5 separate regions of the Mus musculus genome follow, and all the other regions are linked to region 2. The links are chromatin loops, found by intact Hi-C in ENCODE. Cell type or tissue: heart. All regions are shown on one strand.

What was found. Hi-C counts contacts between places; a loop is a spot of excess contacts. Peaks named below come from ENCODE experiments on the same cell type or tissue, not always from the same donor. Only the 100,000 strongest peaks of a DNase experiment are listed, where the experiment ranks them.
Region 1: a loop joins it to region 2, with 5 times the contacts of the local background. A loop is called at or near these places in 2 of 42 quality-filtered maps.
Region 3: a loop joins it to region 2, with 4 times the contacts of the local background. A loop is called at or near these places in 9 of 42 quality-filtered maps.
Region 4: it touches region 2 in a loop (3-fold over the local background); 9 of 42 quality-filtered maps call a loop at or near these places.
Region 5: a loop joins it to region 2, with 4 times the contacts of the local background. A loop is called at or near these places in 2 of 42 quality-filtered maps.

The regions. Positions count from the first base shown.
Region 1 is chr6:135,009,590-135,014,589 of GRCm38, forward strand. Ddx47 (DEAD box helicase 47) reads left to right here and starts at 2,023. Exons shown (of 12, transcript NM_026360.3): 1 at 2,023-2,139; 2 at 2,713-2,806. The coding sequence starts at 2,053. In heart, no CTCF peak of the experiment used is centred here; a DNase peak (open chromatin) is centred at 2,002; H3K4me3 peaks cover 1,462 bases; H3K27ac peaks cover 763 bases.
Region 2 is chr6:136,826,414-136,831,413 of GRCm38, forward strand. It overlaps Wbp11 (WW domain binding protein 11), which reads right to left and starts at 1,803. Exons shown (of 12, transcript NM_021714.4): 1 at 1,607-1,803. It overlaps BC049715 (cDNA sequence BC049715), which reads left to right and starts at 2,430. Exons shown (of 3, transcript NM_178776.3): 1 at 2,430-2,656; 2 at 4,488-4,583. Smco3 (single-pass membrane protein with coiled-coil domains 3) reads right to left here. Exons shown (of 2, transcript NM_001039558.2): 2 at 3,518-5,000. The coding sequence ends at 4,784. In heart, a CTCF peak has its summit at 2,008; a DNase peak (open chromatin) is centred at 1,808; H3K4me3 peaks cover 2,484 bases; H3K27ac peaks cover 1,912 bases.
Region 3 is chr6:137,744,739-137,749,738 of GRCm38, forward strand. Strap (serine/threonine kinase receptor associated protein) reads left to right here. Exons shown (of 10, transcript NM_011499.3): 7 at 769-905; 8 at 3,949-4,098; 9 at 4,626-4,691. Among named protein-coding and RNA genes, the nearest start is that of Dera, 7.3 kb to the right of the region's middle. In heart, a CTCF peak has its summit at 3,021 (motif pointing left); no DNase peak of the experiment used is centred here.
Region 4 is chr6:137,732,503-137,737,502 of GRCm38, forward strand. It overlaps Strap (serine/threonine kinase receptor associated protein), which reads left to right and starts at 2,580. Exons shown (of 10, transcript NM_011499.3): 1 at 2,580-2,964; 2 at 3,828-3,963. The coding sequence starts at 2,853. In heart, no CTCF peak of the experiment used is centred here; a DNase peak (open chromatin) is centred at 2,579; H3K4me3 peaks cover 2,469 bases; H3K27ac peaks cover 1,675 bases.
Region 5 is chr6:134,918,143-134,923,142 of GRCm38, forward strand. Cdkn1b (cyclin-dependent kinase inhibitor 1B) reads left to right here and starts at 2,259. Exons shown (of 3, transcript NM_009875.4): 1 at 2,259-3,252; 2 at 3,814-3,941. The coding sequence starts at 2,778. The coding sequence ends at 3,932. In heart, CTCF peaks have their summits at 2,110 and 3,112; DNase peaks (open chromatin) are centred at 2,169, 3,059 and 3,459; H3K4me3 peaks cover 3,548 bases; H3K27ac peaks cover 3,813 bases.

The DNA of each region.
Region 1 (5,000 bases), 1.8 Mb before region 2:
TCTCACAGGGGTCACGTATCAGATATCCTGCATATCAGATATCCTGCATATCAGATATCCTGCATATCAGATATCCTGCATATCAGATATCCTGCATATCAGATATTTACAATTCATAACAGTAGTGAAATTACAGTTATGAAGTAGCAATGAAATAGTTTTATGTTTTGGGGTTACCACAACAGGAGGAACTGTATTAAAGGGTCGTAGCATCAGGAAGGCTGAGAACCACTGATAAAGAAACAGTCAGAGAAATCCCTCTGGTCTGCCATGGTTTCCAACCCCAACGCTTTGCTGAGTTTCACTTCACCCAGGTGGCACATACTTAACATCCATTTTGTCTCTAGAGTCAGGGAAACAAAGACCGCCTCTTGTCTCTGAGGCAGTCTCCTTTCCCAGTTTCTTTTCTGAAGACCAGCATCATGGTGAATGAGAGCAATGGTTTTTGTTTGTTTTTCCAGACAGGGTTTTTCTGTATAGCCCTGGGTGTCCTGGAACTCACTCTGTAGACCAGGGTAGCCTTGAACTCAGAGATTTGCCTGCCCCTGCCTCCCAAGCTCTGTGATTAAGGGAGTGTACCACCATAGTCCCCTCCCTTGGCTTTTTCTATTTATTCTTTTATCTTCTGTCATTTTGTTTCTGAATTCCGACTTGTGCATTTTATCTTAATTCCCCTCCCTCCACAGGCAATCATCACAAACCTCTTCAAGTGTAGTTTCTGCTTCTCTGTGTTTTAGTAGAAGGTTGTTACATCCATCCATACACACTTGTAATATAACACACATATAATATATATTTGAAACAGGGTCTTACCAAGTAACCCTGACTGTTCTGGAACTTGCTATGTAGACCGGGCAGGCCTCCACTTCACAGAGATTCACCTGCCTCTGTCTCCTGAGTGATGGGATTAAAGGCATGGGCCACCACTCCCAATCTTAGTTATATTATATTTAAATCTATGGCCTTTCCCACAACAGCCTCAGGACTTGGAGCCCTAAATACTCTTAAGGGTATGTTTGACATGCGCTGCGCACATTTTAACAACACACTCTGCCAGAGAAAGGGATACCACGAAGAAAAGCATAGCAGATTGTCTCTAATGCCTCAGTTTCAGAAAGTGTGCCCCACACATTGAGAATGCCAATGCCTCCCCACTAGGGTACACTTGCAGGCACAGGGCATGTAACATACATTGTACCTCACTAGCTTAAGTGGTGGCAGTTCAGATATCTCACGGGTCTCAGGAATTTTGTATTCACAGATCTGCCAGTTTTTTGTTTGTTTGTTTGTTTTTTCGAGACAGGGTTTCAGAAATCTGCCTGCCTCTGCCTCCCAAGCGCTGGGATTAAAGGCGTGTGCCACCACGCTCGGCTCAGATCTGCCAGTCTTGAATAGGTGTCCCCTGAACTCAGAACGGCCTTTCTGGTATCAGTAAGGTCCCAGCTCAAATATCACTGCCTCAGAGACACCTTCTCAGTCTTGCAGCAATCCTGACAATTCTTTCTCCCAAAGCTTTGCTCCCCTATTTTTATGTAGCACTTTTCATAATTCAAAGTGGCCCATTATTACCTATGTATTGTTTGCCTTCTCTTTGCAGTGGAAGTTGATACTGTCCTGCTCTATCATTAGACACCTAGCACAGTCCAAGCATATGGCAGGCTGTCAGTTGTCAAATATATGAAGTAATGAATAAATAGTATCGTGATGTCCATGTGTTTACATTTCTATAGTTAGAAAAGTGATAAGCCAAAGGGAAGACAGCCAAGGCCCTGGAAGGCCGAAGTTGCAGAATGAAATCCTGCCTCAAGAAACCAATTTAAAAAAATAAAAAATAGGGCAGATACCCAAAGGGCAGCAAGAAGGGATCGTCTCAGTTCCTTAGGCACACAGGCTTCCAGCCATTGCTGTTCTTCCAAGTCCCTCCTGTGTGGGGCGCTGCCACGCCAGACCCGCCAGCAGGAGGCGTTCAGAACCTACACTCTAGGAAAGTAATCGCCTACATTTCCCAGCACGCCTTGCGCCTCGGCCCCACTTCCGGAGCCCACGAGCAAGATGGCGGCGGACGAGGAACCCGATTCCCCCTCTGGAGCCCTTCAGACAGCTGCGGAAGAGGAGGAAACGAAAACATTTAAAGACCTGGTGAGAATGGGTGATGCTGGTATTTATTTTGTGATGTTGGCGTTTAGGCTCACCCAGGGTTTGGGTACTTCATATCCCAGCCGGTGGTGTGTAAAAACACCTTGGGGCCTAGCTCATGCTATCTTCAGGCTGTCAGAAACTCGGGGTCTCTTCACGCTCCCTCGGGTGCATTTGCCTTGTAGGATGCCGCTGGGTCGTGAGAGCCCCCGTTTGTTTTTCTCCCCAGTTACTGTAGAGCCTTATGTTATCTAGGGTCACGCGTGACCTCCTTACAAGAGGCAAGTTGTTATGGTGTGCGCCTCACTTTATACACGTGAGGCACTTGGTAGAATAATAGCTAGCCACTGGTCGGAACTGATTTGACGGGTTAAATGAGATAATACATGCAAAGAGTTGACAGCAGCCCCTGGTGAAGAGAAATTGTCTCAAGGCGCTGTCCCATAGTGTTCATATAAAGCAGGGTCTGAGATGTACAGTTATGTAAAGTGCAAAGGGCTACGTATCACCAGGAGGATGGCTCTGATAAAGGTGAGGATGTATTCTTTGCTAAAGTATGGTTTTCTGAATTCAAAGGGTGTTACGGATGTATTGTGTGAAGCTTGTGACCAGTTGGGATGGGCAAAGCCCACCAAGATCCAGATCGAAGCTATTCCTTTGGCCTTGCAAGGTAGGTTGGAATTAAATATGCAGGCTAGTACAGAGCCAGTGTGGCATTATATTCAGTTTTTGTGTTGCTTCTAAGAGCTATTGCTGTCAAATTCCAAGTGAAATAAAGATATAATCTCTCCCTGGGTATGGCAGGACTACTTGAGTTCTTAACACCGAGGAGGCAGAGACCTTGCTTCAAATAAATATAAAGCCAGGTGTGATCACGGTGGCACAAGCCTGTACCATTTGGGAGGTAGACACTGACGTTAATGAATGGTGGGACGACAGTTTTAAACCCCTAGAGCACTCTACTGTCTGAATTTGCATGGCAGATCCTGACTGTTAGCTCTAAGAGATGAGAATTAAGAATCCATACAATGGACCATCAAGAGACCCATAATTAGCCTCCAAACGATGACACCATTGCATACACTAGCAAGCGTTTGGTGCAAGGACCGTGATATAGCCGTCTCTTGTGAGACTATGCCGGGGCCTAGCAAACACATAGGTGGATGCTCAGAGTCAGCTATTGGATGGATCACAGGACCCCCAATGGAGGAGCTAGAGAAAGTATACAAGGAGCTAAAGAGATCTGCAACCCTGTAGGTGCAACATTATGAACTAACCAGTACCCCGGAGCTCTTGACTCTAGCTGCATATGTATCAAAAGATGCCGTAGTCGGCCATCACTGGAAAGAGAGGCCCACTGGACAGGCAAACTTTATATGCCCCAGTACAGGGGAACGCCAGGGCCAAAAAATGGGAATGGGTGGGTAGGGGAGTGGGGGGGGGAGGGTGTGGGAGGCTTTTGGGATAGCATTGGAAATGTAATTGAGGAAAATACGTAATTAAAAAAAAAAAAGAGGAAAAAAAAAAAAAAGAATCCACCATAAAGCTAGGCGTGGTGGTGCACACCTTTAATCCCAGCACTCCATTGGCAGAGACAGGAGGATTTCTGAGAGTTTGGGGCTAGCCTGGTCTACTAAGCAAGTAGGAAAACACTTTGTCTTTAAGACAAAGAACAAACAAACAACGCCCCCCCCCCAAAAAAAAAACCAGAAAGAAAATCCATCTTGCTTATTCTGTATCTTCCAACACCCTTGATCAGACCTTTCTTGAAGTTATCTTTTCATTTCAACACAGTATTTTACTAGCCTGTCTCTTTAGCTACTGTTTCTTTCCTTTGGCTTTATAATAGCGATTCTATCACCATCCTCTATTTCCTTATTCTAAAACAACTTGGACCTACTGAATTAGAATTTTCAGGTGTCAAACCAGGTGGTGGTGGTGCGTGCCTTTAATCCCAGCACTCAGGAGGCAGGGCTTGGCAGATTTCTAAATTTGAGGCTAGCCTGGTCTACACAGCGAGTTCCAGAGCAGCCAGGACTACACAGAGAAGCCCTGTCACAAAAAAAAAAAAAAACCAAAGCAAACACACAGAAGAAGAATTTTCAGATGTGGGACATAGCCCCTCCTTCATAGATTGTACCTCTGATGTGTATGCCCCTCAGGGATGCGAACCGAGTGGAAATTCAGGGCTTTTGTGTGAATGGGAGGAACGAGGTTATGAAGATGCTCATGGGTCACGAGTAGTTTTGGCAACCAGGGGTATTTCATGCCGCCATTCTTTAGGAAGATGAGCTGAAGGCCTGCTGGCATAAGTATATCCTGTGTAGCTTGTAGCTCTCGCTCTCTCTCTCTGAACCTGAAGTTCTCTGTATCCAGAATCATTAACTTCCTCCCAGAACTGATTTTTCTATAGTTCCTGTCTCCGTTTTTGGCTTTTCAGTTTCCCATACTAAAATTGATGTCACCCACCACGTTCCTTTCAACCAGTTTTTGTTCGCTTTTACTTTTGAGATGGGTCCTTGCTGTGCTGTCCAGGCTGGCTTCAAACGCCTAGGCCTGAGTGCTCCTCTTTCTCTGAGCCTCCCATGTAGGTGGGACTACAGCTGTGCACCATCACGTGGACCGTTCAGCTCCTTGCCTCCTCTGGGTTTATCTTCGAGAAGAATAACACCACCTGTGAAATTCCCTGTTTATCAGGATCCATTAGGGGTTTATGAGCCCCTTCCTAGCCTCATTCCTACCTGTTTAATACCCTGCCATTCAGCCCAGGTGGGGCTTCACATAGCCCCGTCATACACTGTTTCTTAGAGCCCCGGCCCTCTGTCCTCATGCAGGAATAGCTGTCCTGCCTTTTGCTTACTTCC
Region 2 (5,000 bases):
GATTAAAGGCGTGCGCCACCACGCCCGGCTTTCTTTACCTTTCTTGACCACAAAGAAAAGGCTAGTATCTGTACTAGTCAACACAGTGAGAATATCATTAACTACTCAAAAGTTTAACCCTTTCCTATGGATTATATAGTGCTGTTAACTGAATAAAGAAATCAACAAGAACTTTGCACTTATAATGCTATTGTTTGGAATATAGACTGAGCCATATGAGACGATCTCAAAACAAACCAAAACCAATTGAGAAATATTCTAACAATGCAATGCAAACCCTGAGGACATCTTTCCGACCTGTATAAGGGGATATGAAACAGGAGTGGAGATAATGAATCTGGGTTAAAGACAAATACATGCTCTTTACTTTCTCCTTAGACTGCTCATTCCACACGCCAGATGGCAAAATGCAATCCATTCAAACATATTTATCTTGATTTAATACCAAATCAAATGATTTATGACTCTCAAACAAAAGAAATAAAAAATGAAGTATTAGAACTCCTCAAACTTAACATTAAAGTATATTCTTACTAGCACATATGACTCCTGATTTATGTATTTTGAGGGAATTAAAAGTGGTAGTCACGGTAGGGAAATATTTTAAGGCCAGGCTTTCATTATTATCACTTCTTTCTCTTCCATTCCAAATGAATGAAACTTCCAAAAATTAGCCTTGCCCATAGTAAAAAAAGGAACAAATATTTCCTGTTCAAAGTGTGCGACACTTTCCTACAGGCTACATCTCCTGTGGCTCCCCCTTTAAGCATTAAACAAATCTACTTTCTTTCTACATTAGGAAAGGGAAGATCCCGAGGTAAATTTGAGACTCTAATTCCCTTGGCTCCTTAGGTGGGACTCTGTAAGTTGTTTTAGTTAATGCTTTTTTTCATCAAGCGTTCAGCTGGCCGGCTCCCTGCTGCTTCCCAGATATTTCAGAACTGATCGGTGTCGATTATGTCATTACAGATGTTTCTCTATCAGAAAGCAGAAGGGGCAGGAGTTTGGGAAGAAGGGAAGAGAAGGGTACTGACTATAGGGAACTACAAAAAGGCACGGATACAACAAATTCTATTTTTGATCTTTTCTTTAGTGTTTCCCTTCTTAAACCAGCCTCGGGCTCTCGTTTTGACGCCATCCCATCACACACACCTAAAAACCAATCAGCTACGAGTCAAGGAGAATTTTTACAAGACCATAGTGCCTCTGCCTGCAAACGTTGGCAGAGACAAGGTCAAAAGACCATGGGAACCCAGGCAGCACAAACGCAACCCGACCGGTCCGGTCCGGTCCGGGTCCACTCCAGGAGGCCTCACAGCAACTGCCGAAACCATAGCGACGGTTGATAGCGACTCGAGCGGCTAGACGTCAGCCCGCCGCCACCGGTCGCCGCACTCGGGCGGTGGGTCTGACCCGGCGGGAGATCCCGCCCGAGAACCCGTCGGACGCAGTGCCAGGCCGGCCCCGAGCCCTGAAACCCGAGGCTCCCGCCACCCCGGGCCCAGCGGAGGAAGAGCGCGGCCTCTGGGCCTGGTGTTTCAGAGAAGGCTTCGCAGGCCCCGGGGAGGGTCGCGGAAAACGGAGCACCGAGTCCCCACGCACTCACACGACTGCGAGGCTCCCGGGACGGCGAGAGCAGCTAGCGGGCGGTCCCGGAGGACTCTCTGCGAAGGGGCCTTCACCTCTGCCCCTCGGTCAACCACCCGGGAACCGCCATCTTGAAACCTCGCGCCCCTCCGCCAGCTCACGTCACTTCCTGTTCCCGCTGGCCGCGATCTCACCGCGTTGCCAGGCACTGGGCCCATAGAGCGAATACAACAACTTCAGAGCCAGAGGTACTTCCGCTCTCATTCACTATCCGATTGGATAACTATAGGCCAAGAGACCCGCCTCATTCCAGAGTATTGTAGATTGACACTAATATAACCCAATAGAAATAAAAAGTAAGGAAGCTGCTATTTGATTGGCCAATTGTTCTCAGAATTCTGACGCATTTCCGCAACTGCTTCTCTCTGGGGACACACTAGGTAGCGGTATGCGTACGCTTCTGTGTCGGCCATTGGATCTGTGTTAGTTGTCGTGTGTAAATGGATGCTGTTTTTCAGGAATGCTTCCATAGAAAACAAGTTAGGTAATAACACTGGGCACCGAGTCTAAGGTGCTCAGCAAACATCAGCCCTCTAAACCTACAGCATGTGATGAACTGAACAAATAGTTCCTAGGGGAGACTCATAAATCTACACGAAAATGTATATTTTAAAAGAGAAACGGTACATTTGTCGATTTTCCAGAGGAGAAGTTATTACATAACACTTCAAATGAACTTTGCATCAACCCAAACTCCTTTATGATGTCATTGCACACTCTAGATTTATCTGAAGTCTTCCTTTGAGGGTTCTCTAGAGTCACAGAACTTGTGGATAGTCTCTATATAGAAAGGGACTTTGTTATGATGACTTACGGTCTGTAGTCCACCTCCCCAACAATGGTCAGCTGTGAATGGGAAGTCCAAGGATCTAGGAGTTGCTCAGTCCCACCAGGCTAGTAGATTCCAACTGATGGGCTGGCAAGTAAATGCAAGCAGAGGAGGAAGAGAAAAACTTCCATCTTCCAATGTCTTATAGATCTCCAGAAGAAGGTGTGGTTCAGATTAAAGGTGTGTACCGCCACGCCTGGATCTGGGCCTTGTACTCAGAGATCTTACCTTACTCTCCTGGGGATACATAGCCACTATGCCTCAAGATTTCCATGCCAAGATCAAGGTCAGAAACTTGTATTTCCCAGCCTCAAGATCTGGATCACAGGTGAACCTTCCAATTCTGGATTGTGGTTTGTTCTAGATATAGCTGATAACCAGAAATAGCTATTATATTTCCCTTCTACATCCCCATTCCTTAAGACTCCTCCCCATCCTTTCCCCTTAAAGGTAAGCATTTAAAACGAAATCTTCATAAAGTGTGAACTTGGTCTGTCTCGAAAAAAAACCAAAAAGCAAAACAAAACAACAAAAAACCAAAAACAAAAAAACACAAATCAAAAAACCAAAAACACCCTCACACTTGGTTATTTTTCAACTTAGTTTCAGCATCCTTAACAGAAAAGGTCCTAAGGGAATTTTTGACATCAAGTACTTTGAAAGAACTGATTGAGGTGTATATTAATTTTTAGGATGTTGTAGATAGGCACTAATGTTACAATGAATTAATAACCAATAGAACATTTACAATTTATATTAAAACAAATGTGTTCCCTAACAATGTAACATCAGTACCATACTAAAACTACCTTTGACTTAGTGGGAAAAAAAATAAGTATTCAATAAATAATCTGGGCTGGCCACCATCTCCCTATCCCTCTGTCTCATTGTTTAGATGGATTGAATTACAGTTAGAAGCCTTGATGCCTGGGAATGTCATTAATTCTTGTTTTGATTACTCTTTGAGTGTCAGTAATAGCAAGACCTATTAGTTCATAAAATAAAAACCAGGTAATAAATTTAGAAAGTGACACAAATTGTGATATTTTGAAACTAATTTATAAAACCAGTGATAACATAGAAATTAATACATTTGGAAAAGTTATGTGGCTAGTTAAAATTCTTCATCTGCTTGTAAAATTTTCCTGAGATATACTGGATACTTTATACCAATGATTTATTTTTGTCTTTGCGTTAAAAACCAAACGACTATAACCAGGACTATCTCAACATTGTTACATACAATGGTTTTTGAAGTAGACCCTAAAAACGGCTTAGTGAGAATGGTTAGATAAAGGTTTAGAAAACAAATGCTGTATCTAGAGAAACTAAGTTCCATCAATAGGCCTCCATGGCCTCTCCTTTTCCTGAGTTCAGGAGGCAATTAACATAGGTCTGCAAATGCTTTATGGGGCAGAGGGAGCTGCCTCTTTTTGGTGGTACTGAAAATAAAATTATCCCCCTGAAAAATAGAAATTAATTACTTTCCTTTAATCAACAAATTCTTAACAGGGAGTGAGCCTTTTTCTTCACTCTAACATATTTTATGCAGGGATCACTGCATTTTATGCCTTGTTTTGTTTACAATGTTCCACACACTTTGACCACTCAAGAGATAGATGACAAACAGGTGGTCAATATTGACTGCATTACAGACAACATTTATTATCTCATCCTTTCCCAATCCATCCAGCCACGCTTTGAACTGAGGAGAACCTCGCAGATGCATGGCTTTCGTTCATTCTGGAACATAATGTTGTTGAGGTTGCTCTGCCTTCATTTCCGGGTGGCAGACAATTGTATTTAATCTGGTGGAAGAAAATGTTGATATGATTTTGCAGTCTTTTCCAGTTCACAAACAACTGTTTTTGATCTGGGGGTAAAAATAACAGCACTATGTATGTTTTACTTGAAGGTCACAGGTCTGTGTCTAGTCAGATGTTATTAAGTCTGTCTTATTAGACATTAAGTGATGTTTGAAACAGGAAATGGGAATGGTCTCTCCATTTAGCAGGAATATTTGAAGACATTTGCTGCGAACAAGGAAGCAATAGCCTGTGCCTGCTGGTCTATGATGCCTTTACACCTCAGTGGTTCTGACAACAGGGTAAGAAAACTGGATAGAGCTTTATCCCCTGAGGGTCTACTACAGCTGGTTTGGACACTCACTGTTGACCTAAGACCCAAGCACCCCAAATTGTTTATCTGTATCCACGTTGTTGGAGACAAATGGAAAATTACCCTAAAGAAATAAGCATGGTGCCAGAGAGGGCAGCACAAAGTATCCCAGTGTAGACACCTGCCTGTTCATCTTAGCTGGCGCTTCACAGCAGTGGCAACCTCAGTGATAGCATGATGGTACTTTGCTGAGGCAGCCTTGAACTCCTCCAGGTGCTTCTCATAACTTTTGATGGCTGCCTGAAGCTGTGTCCTCTCCACTGCTCCCAAGATGGCTTGAATGATCATATCTATCCCGAGGCTGAGCACGGCAACGCCAATGCTTCCAAGGAGAGAAGTCCCGATG
Region 3 (5,000 bases), 920 kb after region 2:
GTGAAATTTTCAAAAGAAAAATAATCTGGCATTGTCACTGCTCTGAGTGGGTGGGACTTGGGAGAACGGAGCTGATAAAGGAGGTGGACTAAAGTTTCATGCAGTCGCCAACTTTATTCAGACCATCAGACAGTTTATAAACTCTGAGGACAAAGGTCATGTGAGTAAAGTTATCTTTGAGTTCAAACTGTAGAGTCACACGGATAGTTAAACATGTAATTGCATAATAGCAACAAGCAGTAATGAATAATCTGAAGTAAAGACATCGCTATCCACTGCACCTGGGAGGTCAACAGCAACACATTCCAAGAACAATTCTATGTTTTAAGAAAACTGAATTCATGAGGCTAGTTTTCTTGGAGAGTTCTCACAAAACTCTTTCCTGGACTGTGTGTCTATAAACCTGACCCCAGAGAGTGGCTAAGGCAAGGAGGATGTTGAGTTGAAGATCTGGACTCCATACTGATTCTGTCTCCAGCCAAGACACTGATGTCCAGAAAGTGTCTCCTGTTCAGAAAATGGAGTTCCCGCTACTCCGTGTCTCCCTGAGATGACATCCACTTGGGTCTACCAATGTAGCAATCTTTTGAACTTTTTTGCTCGTTAGTGGTTTTTTTTTCCTTTGAAATCCATTTATACTTAGCTGAATCTATGTTTACTGTGCATTGGGTTTCAGGATTCAGGAATAATTTTAATGTGGCTAGACAGTTATTTATACAGTTTTAAATTTTTTGTAGACATCTATGTTTTTATGTTTTTCCTTCACAGTCTGGAGCCAATTAAATCCTTTGAAGCTCCTGCGACCATCAATTCTGCGTCTCTTCATCCAGAGAAGGAGTTTCTTGTTGCGGGTGGAGAAGACTTTAAACTGTACAAGTATGATTATAACAGTGGAGAAGAGTTAGGTGAGCCTCGTTCTCTCTCTCTTTAATCAGCAGTTTCCTCCACCTTTTAAGGCTGTGTGTGTCACATGACCCTTTCACAGTGATTGCTGAAGACCATTGGAAAACAGATACTATGATTTATAACAGTAGCAAAATTGCAGTTATAAAGTAGTAACAAAAATAATTTTATGGTTGGTGGAGGTTACCACACCACCACAACTATGTTAAAGGGTTGCATTATTTGGAAGGCTGGGAACCACTGCCTGAATTTACTGTCAAAATATTATGAGTGCCTTCGGTATTAACCTGTGGTGTGTTGAAAGTAAGTTTTCCAGCTCACTAAAACTCGAAACTCATACATTCAAAAACAAAGGTGTTTCATCCATTTTGGATAGAATTATAGACCCTCAGACAAAATATACTGAGCTCATTTCCTCTTAATTGAGTCTTATCTTTACGCTGATGTTCTGTAGTTCACTGATTTTGGATGCTTTATTGGGATGGATTATTTATATTTCAAGTCAAATACAAAACATATACAAGGATATTTTGTTCTTCCTAAGGAGAGAACAGATAACAAAATCCTGCTCACTCAGCCTCCTTTCTTCAACCAGGGAATCCCCAAGAGTCTCTAGAGAATGGTGGGGTCCCACTGGTTTATCAAGGCACCTTTAGAAAGAGTAATGTGTATAGGATTAGAATATATAATATTATTTGTTATATATAATTTTTATTTTAAATATTTTTTATACTTCAGATTTAAAATTAATTTGTAAATCTAAAAATATAATTTAACACAGTAATATATAAAATATTATAATATATTAGTTACATGTTGACATGTTATATATAATATTATTAGTTTGTTTTTTGGAGTCTTGCTATTTCCCTAAGTTTCATAGTTCTTAAGAAGTAGAATGGCTGATGTGTGATTAATTTGAAGCAAACACATCCTAACTTTAGAGTATGTGTAGTAGTATGCTAGATAGGTCAAAGAGCAAGACTTTCAGTACCTACTTGCACTGGCTAGTTTTGTGTCAACTTGACACAGCTGGAGTTACCACAGGGAAAGGAGCTTCAGTTGGGGAAATGCCTCCATGAGATCCAACTGGAAGGCATTTCCTCAATTAGTGATGAAGGGGGAAAGGCCCCTTGTGGGTGGTACCATCTCGAGGCTGGTAGTCTTGGTTCTATAAGAGAGCAGGCTGAGCAAGCCAGGGGAAGCAAGCCAGTAAAGAACATCCCTCCATGGCCTCTGCATCAGCTCCTGCTTCCTGACCTGTTTGAGTTCCAGTCCTGACTTCCTTTGGTGATGAACAGCAATGTAGAAAGTGTAAGCTGAATAAACCTTTTCCTCCCCAACTGCTTCTTGGTCATGATGTTTATGCAGAAATAGAAACCCTGACTAAGACACTACTTTTATGCTTACTTACCAAGTCCCACTATGTTTTGCTTTTAGTTTGAAAAATCTTTTTCTGTCTATAAGCTGGCACTTTTTTTTTTTTTTTTAACCTGTACATAAGTATTATGGTTTTCCACCCAAGGAACTTAGCTAGCTGGATTTAGACACAAAGAACAGGAAGCAGTTTTGTTTTGTTCCTTGGGGAAAACAGGTGGACTGGGGCTGCTTAAGTCAGTTCTAGAATGATTCAGTCACACATTCCGTTATTCTCAGCTTGAGAGCTGTGGCTGAGCTGGGGTGGAGGAGAGCCTTAGCATTGCTCACCCAGACTGTGAAGGAGAGAGAGATGGACAGATGTTGGATTTTGGATGCAGCTGTTCTCATCTCGGTCTCTGTTCATGGAACTTGGGGTTGTGGGTAAGGGTTGGGTCCAGGAGGTTTGTGTATGGTAGACAAGTAATTCCATCCCAGTCCCTCTACTTGGATGGTTTTATTCTCTGGCTACTCAGCTTGAGGAAACTGCAGAGTAAGATGATGAGGCATAAGATTATATGTGGAAGATTTTTCCTGCAGTAGAAAAACCTTCCTGATCTATACATTCTCATATTAAAATGTAAGGTTAGTAAGGTCCCTATTGAGTCTGTGTCTCAGCATTGTGGTGGAACTAGGAAGCCTAGATAACCTGGTTAGGCAATCAAGGATAGAGTGTAAAAGAGCTCCATCTGGTGGCCCTCCGTAGACATGGACGGAACTAGTTCCTCTAAAAGCAGGTGTGAATTCAGGACTTAGAAACTGGGATGGAGTTCACAGACGTGAGCTCTAGTCTGTAGAATTAAGTCTTTATTGACAGCCTCTCAATTTGTAGTGGGTTATGAGACCTCATTTCTGTCTTTGAAAGACAGTGTGTGTCGGCATACAGTCAAAAGAGTGATGTACAGTGAATAACACCTTAGGGAACCTTGAGAGGCTGCAGGAAAGATGGCAGACGGCCGTTTCCCTCAGCTGCATTGGTCTTAGGTATGATTTTTGTTCCTCCTGCGTTAAACACTTACATTGAATTTGTAAGACATGTTTCTTCTTGTCGGCTGTCAGAGCGCAGCTATAGAACTTAATCTGAGGGAAGGCTATACTGAGTGCTGATCTCAGTTTGCTCTGAGTTGATGTAGTTTGCGCATGCCCAGGTCTAACCTATAGTATGTGCCAGGCAGAAATTGTGTTTAAATTGGTTGGTCCTGAGCTAACTCTGGAAAAGGGCTGCTCTGTTAATGCTTAGTATGTGCTATGCTTATTGGTCTTTATTTTCATGTTTTCTGATCATCTTTTTCTGAACTCAAACAACCTTTTTTGGGTCATTGCTTTCTTTGCTACATTAATGTATAAAAGTACACAGAAACTGCAGTAACGCTGTCCACAGCTTCAGAGTGTAGTCCAATCCTTTCTTTCAGGTCGTCAGATCCAAGGTCTCTCAGACAAGATCTGCATGGACCCATGAAAGTTGACAAGTCTGCCTCTGCCATACTGGATTGGAAAGGGCTCATTCTAGGGAAGTGGTAGAGATGATCTTCCCAGCAGAATAGACAGTGTCTTTTGTAGTACATCAGTGTCTACCCCAGTAGCTTTACATTTATTAAGTCTGATATCCCTGTTCTTCACTGTTTTCAGAATCCTACAAAGGTCACTTTGGTCCCATTCACTGTGTGAGATTCAGTCCTGATGGGGAACTCTATGCCAGCGGTTCTGAAGATGGGACATTGAGATTGTGGCAAACTGTGGTAGGAAAGACCTATGGCCTGTGGAAATGCGTGCTTCCTGGTAAGGATGTCTCTTCAAAGTTATCAAATTATAATGCATACATTTTGTATCATTTATTCTGTTTCACTGTGTTTGTCTCCTTTAGATTTTGAATTATGTAATATGGTATAAGCAGAATGAAGTCATGATTCTAACTGAGCAGTGTCCTTTATGTGATGAATTGAATGACCTGAATTCAACATTTATTACAAAGTAGCTAGGGAGATGGCCCGGTGGTTTCAAGAGCATCCATACAAAAAGAAATAAAGCTTGGTAGAAGGCAGTATGAAGAATTTAAAAGTTATCCATCTAATTGTTTATAGTATTACTTGATCCTTACCACTGAAAACATGTTTTTGGTTTAAAAAACCAACAAACAAAACAAAAATCCCAAATACTTATTATTGATCCCAGAGTGGCTGTTGTACTAAAGGTGACTTTGAGATGTCTTTTAGAATCACAGTGACTGTTAAGAGGACGTGTGCTGTGTGTGTTGGTGGGAACCTGCCCTCCTTCATGGTCAGTCACCACTGCTTGTCTCTTCACAGAGGAAGACAGCGGGGAACTGGCAAAGCCAAAGATCGGATTTCCAGAAACAGCAGAGGAAGAGCTGGGTAAATAAAAATTAATTAACTTTTCTAAGAGCCCTGGGTATGTAAAAATTCAGTGTATGAACGTTTTGGTCCATGGCAAAAGAAATTTAATAAATGTACACAGTCGAAATACGTTATAGGAAGCTTAAGCGCGAGTGCGTAAGCATTAGCTCTGGAGTCCAGGCCTCGTGCACGTGGACATGACTGATGGGTCTCCTCGCATACACTCAGGGACAGGGTCTAAAAGCTCCCTAGACAGTTTCTAACCATGACGTGAGGTCGAGAGCCCTTCCTGCACAACGGACATTTATGTGGGAGTAGACTCAGGAT
Region 4 (5,000 bases), 910 kb after region 2:
TTAATCCTTTACTTAATCTCCTGCTGTTTTAGGGTGAGATGCTAAGTGCCTAAGACTGCAGTCTCTGGTCTCAGAGGAACACAGAAGGCAGGTCAGCTACAGTAGCGTAGTAACTTAGAATAGTAAACTTTTTATTACTATACAGAAACCCTAAATATCTTGTAAGATAAAGTCTTACCCCTGTATTTCCTAAGACAAAGTCAGGAGCCATAATAGGACAAGCTATTAACTAGCAGGTGATCTTCCTGAGATGGTCGGCCTCGGATTAATCTGTACCTCCTAAGACAAAGTCTTACCCTCTGCTGCCTCAAGAAGAACCAACAAGAAAGAAGATCCCACCAGGGCTGGCCCCTGGCAGAATTTCAGTCTTCTCCAAGAGCATCCTCAATTATAGGCAGAATTCTAAAATAGCCCTTAAGAGTCCAGCCCCAAGCACAGATGCTCTGTACAGTCTGCCTGTACCTTTGAGTGTGGGTAGCCTGGGATGCCTATGGTGGCATAATCACTATTTGGATGAGGTAGCCTCATATGACCAGGGCCTGGGGAAGATATTCCTGTGGTTTGACATAAGCTCAATGTCACAGGTCACAAAGAGGCATTTCTGCTATCCACGAGTAGGAAGTACCGTGCCATGCTGTGAGCATGCACACACAGGCTTCATCTTTTTTTTTTAACTTTAGCAATCACAGTAAAAACGTGTGGAGGAGCTTATACTGCCATATAAGATGTGTGTGTGTGTGTGTGTGTGTGTGTGTGTGTGTGAGAGAGAGAGAGAGAGAGAGAGAGAGAGAGAGAGAGAGCTTACATTTCCCTGCTCTATTTCAAAGACTTATTAGGCCTTTTCATTTCTCCTGCTTCCCTGTACTCTCACCTGCAGACAGAACCTTCCGTTACAACAAACCCCCCAGGAGACACTAGAGTCACAGCCTTAGAGGTAATGGCTATGCTTAGCACCTTGATTTGATCTGCAATCATCAAAATACTACTCTATTCCGTAACCGTGAACAATGACTATATATCAAGAAAAAAAAATAAAAGCAGAATAAAATAGGGCTTTAAAGAAGCCCTAACAGATGACCAAATCCCAAAGGTATGATTAACAATGAGCATAATAAGATCCCAAATTAATAATCATGGTGTGTGAATAGTTTATCTATCATGAAGTAGGCATCCACCTTCATTTATTTTCAGATAGCCTATTTGTGGAATTTCTTTCACAGTGATCTACAGAGCATTTTTGCCACCCATAGATCTCTTCATGTAGAGAGGATTTGTGTCACTTCTACAGTGTCTATTATAATGCCAACATATGCTTGATATGCACTTTAAAAGTAGTGTGTGCATGTGTGGTAGGCAGAAGTCAGTCTTAGGAGCCCCAGGAGCCATTCACTGTTAGGTTCCAGGCTGATACAAGAGGCTTTCAGAAAGGGGAAAGGGGATACCAACTCTATGCCTTTGACCAGGGTCAGACATAGCAAAGTCTGGAACCAGGCCCCCCAGAGTTAAGATTTCAGTCTGTGAGAACGTGACTTTTCCTCCTAAAGAGACTGGAGTAGTCAGTCCCAGGCCAGTGTGTGCTTGGTCTGTGGCACACATGAAGTATTCTGTGTTCCTTTTGTGCAACACTGCTTGGTTAGCTTTCTGATGACTTCGTCCCACTGTATGATAGGTTTTTCTGTTCCATTTTCCCCATACAAACAGTATATAAGATGCTGTACATCTTAATAAATTAGCTTAGCATAAGACATAGTTTTAGGGAAAACCTCCTGACCCCAACTTTCCTGTCTTCTTTATTTCTGATCCGTTCGGTCCCTCCTCTCAGGAGCCTCTCAGTGAAGAATGGCTCACTGGTCCAGATGCATCTACACTCTTTTGTTTTTGAGATGTTTTTCACTCATACTTGGAACTCACTGATTGCTATGCTGGCTGGCAGGGATTGGTATCTTTTCAGTGCTGCATTCCAAGCATGTATCACACCATGTATAGCTTTTTTTTTTTTTTTGTCGGTACTGGGTATCACACTTCATGCTTACATGGCAAGAACTTTAGCCCAGTAGACTGGGGTCTCTCCCTCCCCAGCCGCAGTGATAGTTGCTAGAGCCACTGAAAGAGCCCTTATCAGTTAGGTTGTCACGGATCCTTGCTGAGCACTAAGTGAATATTTCCCACTTGCAAATAAGCATTTGCTGGCCATCCACTAAACGCCAGTCACTTATCTGTCACCAGGATATAAATGTTGTTAGCATAACCACTCTATTAGGGAAGTCATTACTGTTTGTGAGTTGTGACGGTGTATGCCGGGAGGGGGGTGGGAAGGAGAGCGACAGAATGGTTGCTACTGGGTAGGCAGTTAGATGTGAGATGATTATGGAAAAGTGTGTCTGTAGCTTAGCAATGAGAAGGTTACAACTCTACAACAGCATCCTACAAGGGACGGACTCGGCGGCTCCCAACACTGGGTAGCAACGGGACGCCGCGCGCTTGACGTCGTCAGAGCAGCATGGGTTCGGTCTCCGAGCTCGCGCCTGCGCACACTGCTTCTCGCGCTGCTGCTGGGAACTACCGCCTTCCCGCCAGTCGTCACTTCCGGCTGACGCGACGCGTCGGGCGACGTCACGTCCTGCCGCTACCGGTAGGGACCGTGAGTGGCGGCAGGCCGGCTCTCCGGCGCTCCCCTCCCCTCCTCCCTCCCTCCCTGTCCCTCCCTTGGCGGCCGCGAGTCGCGGGGACTCTGGAGCCGGCCTCCTTCGGCGTGAGTGCGGGGGCCTCAAGCAGCCTGAGGCGCCGCGGCAGAGAAGGAGGACGACCGCGACCCTCGGTCCCCGCTCCGCGTCACCGCGCTCGCCGCCGCCATGGCCATGAGGCAGACGCCGCTCACTTGCTCGGGCCACACGCGGCCCGTGGTGGATTTGGCCTTCAGCGGCATCACGCCTTACGGCTACTTTCTGATCAGCGCTTGCAAAGGTGAGCTGAGCCCGCGACGGCCGCGGCTCCCGAGTGCCGACGGGTGGGTGGGTCGTGGCTGCCAGCGACAGCCATCGCGCTGCTGGGACTAGAGGGTCGCCCCTGGCCGGGCTTTATGCGTCCCTCCTCCCCACCGTTGTTAGTGCTCCCCAACACCTCGCCTTTCTACCCACACAACTACATTGTGTTTGCCAAGGATTTACGGGAAGAAGAAATTAGGCCAGGCCGAGAGGAGTGCCCTTTATGTCCTCTCACTCATTGTTTCATCCTTTGTGGTGTGAGCCTCATTTTTTTTTTTCCCCGACGAAAGTGTACGTTAGGTTTATGTGGTCCAAAGTAAAAAGCGGCTATCTAGATCGTTTTGACACCGCATGTCACTGGCATCCAGCCCACGGTTTTTCAGAAGTTTTTATTTATGTGTGCCTGTGTTGTCTCTATGCATGCTTGTACCTGTGTGAAGGGGTGCCCCAAGAGGAAGGCATCAGATTGTCCAGAGCCGGAGTTAGAGGCTGTTGTCAGCCTCCGTGTGGGCGCTGGGAATCGGAATCAGGTCTTGTGGAAGAGCGTTTCCCAGGTCTTTATAGTTGCTTTGTAATCCGAGTTTGCAAAGGTGATGAGGGAGGCCTCTCATTCGGTCCCAAAATTGCTTATGCTTCCCAGGAAGAGTGGCTACAACTCCTTAGTCCCTAGGTCACTGAGACCATATGCACAGACCAGGATGGGGACACCCTCCCCCACGCCCCCACGGCTTAATGGGAGTAGGGGGGAGCAGTCAGAACAACGGTTTTCCAGTAGTTTGCTGCTCAGGATTTGGTATTACGTTGCATGCTTCTAAATCACAGATGTCTGAAAATATTTTCTAGATGGCAAGCCCATGCTCCGCCAGGGAGATACAGGAGACTGGATTGGAACATTTTTGGGTCATAAAGGTGCTGTTTGGGGTGCAACATTGAATAAGGATGCCACCAAAGCTGCGACAGCAGCTGCAGACTTCACAGCGTAAGTGTAACAAAAATGGCTAACTTCATTCTGTTTGAATTTTGTGGTGACATGGCCAGATTCTCCAACTTCACAGTTAGACATGAGGTTCTGACTCCGAGGATGCTATAGACAGTACATGGTGTTTGATCTCACCACGATTCTGTCCTGGCTCTCTGAGCATCCTTGTGACTTGAGATGTTTCAAGGACTGATGTCTCTCTCATCGAGACCAGGAACGTGGTGAGCTATACAGCTTGGACAATGGGTGCTGCTGATGTCCTTCACAGATAGTCTTGAACACTTAGTGAGTGCTATACAGTGATGTCTCCAGGCACCTTTTCACTCAGCTTTATTACTGGCTCTAGATAATCTAAAACCGGACCTCAAATTTACTTTCTGTTTTCTATGGTTTTAAAGATGGCTGTCTGAAAGATTCTTAATTTTCATTAGATCCTCATTTTCTTAGTTGGGTTTTATTATTGTGAAGGTACAACATGACCAAGGTAAAGGTAACTCTTAGAGATTTAGCTGGGGCTGGCTTCCAGTTTCAGAGTTCAGGTCATTATCATCATAGTGGGAAGCATGGCAGCATGCAGGCAGAATTGGTGCTGGAAGAGCCAAAATGATCAGAAGGCAGCCAAGAGACTGTCTTTAGCAGGCAGGAGGGTGGTCTGGATCACACTGGCCAGGCTTGAGTTTTGGAACACACACACACACACACACACACACACACACACACACACACACATACAGAGTCTTCAGTCACTGTAGTAATGGATACATCGTCTCATCTCAGTTCACTTTGTCTTTTGATACAGTCTGAGATGGACTAAACCATTGCCATAATACACTTTCCCTGTTTTTACTTTGGGTTTTGCATCTATTATCAAACTGACATGATTCTCTTTAATCATTGAGGCATGTGTCATATTTTATATACTTTTTGATGTATAGTTACTAACCTGTGTGTGCTTTTAAATCAATGCAGGTAACTTTAATTTACTCTTGTGTGTGTGTGGGTTTGTGTGGAGGAAGTCAAGACAATTTTGGGGGTAT
Region 5 (5,000 bases), 1.9 Mb before region 2:
ACCTTTACCTGCTGAGCCATCTCTTAGCCCAAATCTACAAAAACCAAGACAACCTGAACACAGTGGGGTGGACCCATAGTCCCAGTGACTGAATTTTGTTTTCAGATACAGAATCTCCTGTAACACAGTCTGGCCACCAACTCAGCTATGCAGTCAAGAATGACAAATTCCTGATCCTCTTGTCTTGCTGAGCATCCTAGCTACTGAAGCTGAGGCAGAGCCCAGGAGTTCAAGGCCAGCCTGACCAACACAGTGCAAAACCACAGCAAACAAAGCACCCCAGAAGAGGCAACTCCCCACCTTGGTCCCAACTGAACAGTGCAGAAGGCCTGGATTTGAAGTCCACGCCTGGATGCTGCCTTCTTTCCTACTCAATGAGCCCCACCCATCTTTTTGGAATCTGTATTTCAGCTGAACTAGTAGATAGTGATACCAAAGGCTTGTGACAGCTGCACTTGATGATCAAGGAGACATCTGTGGGCATCCAAGGCCTGGAAAGAGACCTTTTGGATCCTTGTAAGAGAGTAGAGTCTGCAGACTGCAACCCATCCAAATCCAGACAAAATCAGGAACACTGAGACCACCAGAAGAAAACAGACAAAACCCAAACCAGCCGAGAATGAGGAGACTCTGCCACCAACTGAATAGAAGTCCCCAGACAGGAAACCTGAGTATCAATTTCCTCATTGGTAAAAAGAGGCTAAACCTATCTAAGAACTTTCTGGACTGTTACATTTTGAATGCAGGAGGCAAGGCACACACACACACACACACACACACACACACACACACACACACACGTGCACGTGCGCGCGCGCGCGCGCACACACACACACACACACACACACACACATCCTGGCAAAGATGTGGCTAAGAAAACAAGTCAATATTCAGTCTCACCTACACCAGAGGAAGATAGGAAAACCATGCTTCTTTGGGACACTAAACCAGAAATTTAATTTCCTGTAACATGTTTTGTGTTTAGCGCAAACCAAGACTGTTTGGGAATACTAGTGGGCAAAGCCCTTAAAATCTCACTGAACTCTGAGATACGACAGGCCTGGCTATTCTGTTTTAACTTCTGTCACTGTGCTCAGCAGTGATAGAGAAATGTGAAGTTGCCCAAGGAGCTGAAAAAAACCCACCCAACATTACTAGATGTTGGTAATACCGTGGTGGTGGTATTATAAATCACTTGCAAATCTAGTCTTAGATCCTTAGGAAAGTGTTTTCGCCCTTTAACAACCTGCAGCTCTCTAAAAGTATTTGCTTGTATTTGAATATTGTACTGAGTAGGTTGGAAGCAACAGGCTGGTGGGAGAAAAAAGAGAAGGAAGGCACTGTTGTAGTTGGCGTCTGGACTCAGGTGGAGGGAACGGCTTCGCCCGGGAAAGAACATAAGGGTATAAAGGCGAGTTCCCACACGCTATAGCAATGGCTTTCACTGTGCTTAGGAACCAAGAAAATCAGAACTGGCTTTTTCTGATTTCTGTCTGGGACGGCTCTAAAGAGAGGCTTGGGAGAGCACTGGGGGTTTTCAATCTCGAGATCCTACGGTGGAAGCGCTTGGATTCAGAAACACCCTGATAAGAGCGGTCAGTCCTGGCTTCTTTTTGAAACCACCTCCTGGCCTGTCCTACATAGCAGAGACTTCTGGGGTCAGGCTAAGCGGCCGATTCCGCACCCCAGCTAAGGCACCCTGCCGGGTGGGGGTGGGTGGGCTGCCCCAGGCCCTGAGCCAAGGTTTCCTGAATCTCTCGCATACCCTCCTCCATTCCCACCTCGGCGAATGCAGGTGGGCTGAACTAGCCACCGAAGCTCCTAATAAGCCGCCAGCGACCTAGGAGCCCACTGGTCCAGGCCCTAGGTTTCGCGGGCAAAGACCTGGAGGTCGCAGTCGGGAGCGGTGACGCGCCTGCCAGCGCAGCTCTGCAGCGCCGGGACCTAGATCCCCGGGTCCCTGCCTGGCCGCCGCGCTGGCCCCTCCCCAGCTCTCCGGCCGTTTGGCTAGTTTGTTTGTCTTATTTTTAATTTCTCCGGGGCCAGCCAGAGCAGGTTTGTTGGCAGTCGTACACCTCCGAGTAGTCACGCGACCAGCCAATGTCCTGGCGGCGCTACGGGGAGGCGGCGCGCTCGGGAGCGCGGAGAGGCGGCGGCGCCGCGCCCGGGGCCACCTTAAGAGCGCGCTCGCCAGCCTGGGCGGAGCGGCTCCCGGCGCCGAGACCAATGGAGCTCCTCCTCTGTTTAAATAGACTTGCAGTGTCAATCATCTTCTTCTTCGTCAGCCTCCCTTCCACCGCCATATTGGGCAACTAAAAAAGGAGGGGGGCTCGTGCTTTTGGGGTGTTTTCCCCCCTCATCCCTTGTCCCGACTCACTCGCGGCTCCGAGACTCGCGCGGCGGCAAGGTTTGGAGAGGGGCTGCGTTCGCGGGACACACGGGCTCGCCCCAGCCTACGCTCCGACTGTTTGCCACCTCCTCCTGCCTCCTCCCCTCCCTTCCCCGCCCTCCAGTACACTTGATCACTGAAGCCTCGAGCTGCGCGGCGGCTGGGGTGTCCCTGCGCCTCTCTTCCCCAGACCTGCGCGCTACTGCGGCTCGGGCGGTCGCTCGCCTGGCTCTGCTCCATTTGACTGTCTGTGTGCAGTCGCAGAACTTCGAAGAGGGTTTTGCGCTCCATCCGTGGCGTTTCGCTTTTGTTCGGTTTTGTTGTTTATTTCATTTTTTTTTTTCCGGAGAGAGGCGAGGCGGTGGTCCACACCCGCCCGAGGAGGAAGATGTCAAACGTGAGAGTGTCTAACGGGAGCCCGAGCCTGGAGCGGATGGACGCCAGACAAGCGGAGCACCCCAAGCCTTCCGCCTGCAGAAATCTCTTCGGCCCGGTCAATCATGAAGAACTAACCCGGGACTTGGAGAAGCACTGCCGGGATATGGAAGAAGCGAGTCAGCGCAAGTGGAATTTCGACTTTCAGAATCATAAGCCCCTGGAGGGCAGATACGAGTGGCAGGAGGTGGAGAGGGGCAGCTTGCCCGAGTTCTACTACAGGCCCCCGCGCCCCCCCAAGAGCGCCTGCAAGGTGCTGGCGCAGGAGAGCCAGGATGTCAGCGGGAGCCGCCAGGCGGTGCCTTTAATTGGGTCTCAGGCAAACTCTGAGGACCGGCATTTGGTGGACCAAATGCCTGACTCGTCAGACAATCCGGCTGGGTTAGCGGAGCAGTGTCCAGGGATGAGGAAGCGACCTGCTGCAGAAGGTAGTGACTCTTTGGAAAACTTAAAATGTCTGTCTGTCTGTCTGTCTCCGTAAGCGCCCCTTTACTAGACCCTGTTCACTTGCTTTCTCCAGCGTGTTCTGCTTTAGCTCTGGGAAATCGAACTTGTTTGAAGCTTAGGTTTGACATACCCCCTATCCGACTGCTTGCCCTGTTTATGATTTTGAAGTCAGAAGCCGGAGATAGTAAGATGTGATAACTTCCGTAGCCGAACGCATCACAGTTCCTCCCCTCTAGCCAGCTGTAGATACGTGACAAAAGTTCGGATGTTTACCAACTGCCTCCTCCTTGGCTGGGGTGGGGGGGTGGGGGTGGGGATGGGGGTGGGGAAGAGACGTGGGGTGTAGAATACTCCTTGTGTTAGTGGGAACAACCTTATTTTGTGTCCTTAGATGCTACCGGGGATGACGGGTCCAGGGGTCGTGGGTGGAGGTAGTGAGTGGGTTGTTCATCCCTTGGGCCTACTTCTGTCAGCCATTGTTGTCGATAATAAAGATGGTTTGTGTGTGTTCTCTTAAAAATTTCCCCTTGCCCCCCTCTTAGATTCTTCTTCGCAAAACAAAAGGGCCAACAGAACAGAAGAAAATGTTTCAGACGGTTCCCCGAACGCTGGCACTGTGGAGCAGACGCCCAAGAAGCCCGGCCTTCGACGCCAGACGTAAACAGCTCCGGTGGGTTAATGAGGAAGAACACAAAACTGACACCCCATCTGGGCTGCGCTCCCCGGGGGGCCTGCAGACCCCAGGACTGCTGGCAGATTAGTTGCCTGCCAGGAGGAATTACTTTCCTTGATCAAAAAAATTAACACTGGGGAAGGCTGGAATCACTTGAGGGGACTATAATGCAGTATTTGCACCCCAAGATATTTACCTTAAAGTGGAATCAGAATGAGGTTCCCAAGCAAGAACTTGCCACCAAGGCCCCAAAGGATAGGGACGGTCGTATCCTTATGAATCCCACTAAAACTTAGGCTGGGAATGACAGTTTTCCTTTCCAGTCTCAGTTCATGAGAACCCATTTCCCAGAGGTTCGTTTTGAGCCAATAGCCTATTTTGAACCATTTGAACTGTAGAAAAATGGCAAATATATACTTACATGTATGTTCTTAAGAGAAAAACTAGGTACCCATAGTGCACGTTTGATTAGGAGTGTGAATAGAGCTGCCGTGGCTCGAGTTCTTTTTATCTTTTGCTTTTGTTTTGGTTTTTGGTTTTTTGAGATAGGGTTTCTCTGTGTAACAAACAGCTCGGGCTATTCTGGGAATTGCTCTGTAGACCACGCTGGCTTCGAACTCACAGAGATCTGTATTGTCTCTGCCTCCTGAGTGCTGAGATTAGAGGTTGTGTGCCATCACCTCTGGGTACTTTTTTATTTTTTTTTAAAGTTGTGCCTTGTATGCTGGTAAATTTTGGAGAGAAAGGAACTTCATACTTAAAAAAAAAATTAGACTGGAAAGTTCAGAAGTACTAATGCTCCCACAGAATTGATTTTAACCCTGAGGTTACAAAGCAGAAGTTAAATGAACAGCTAGAGGAAGCAGCCTTCCCACACGTCAGCACCGTATGCTAATTTGCTGGAACAGGACGGTTTGGATGTTTATAGGGGAAATGGATAGTAGATGTTAGGACCAACTGAGAAGGTCCAACACAAGTGTGGATTTTTCCATGTGTCAAAAATCTCATCACCCCACTTGCCTAATTAGAGTAACCCAGCCCCTAAATTTACATAGA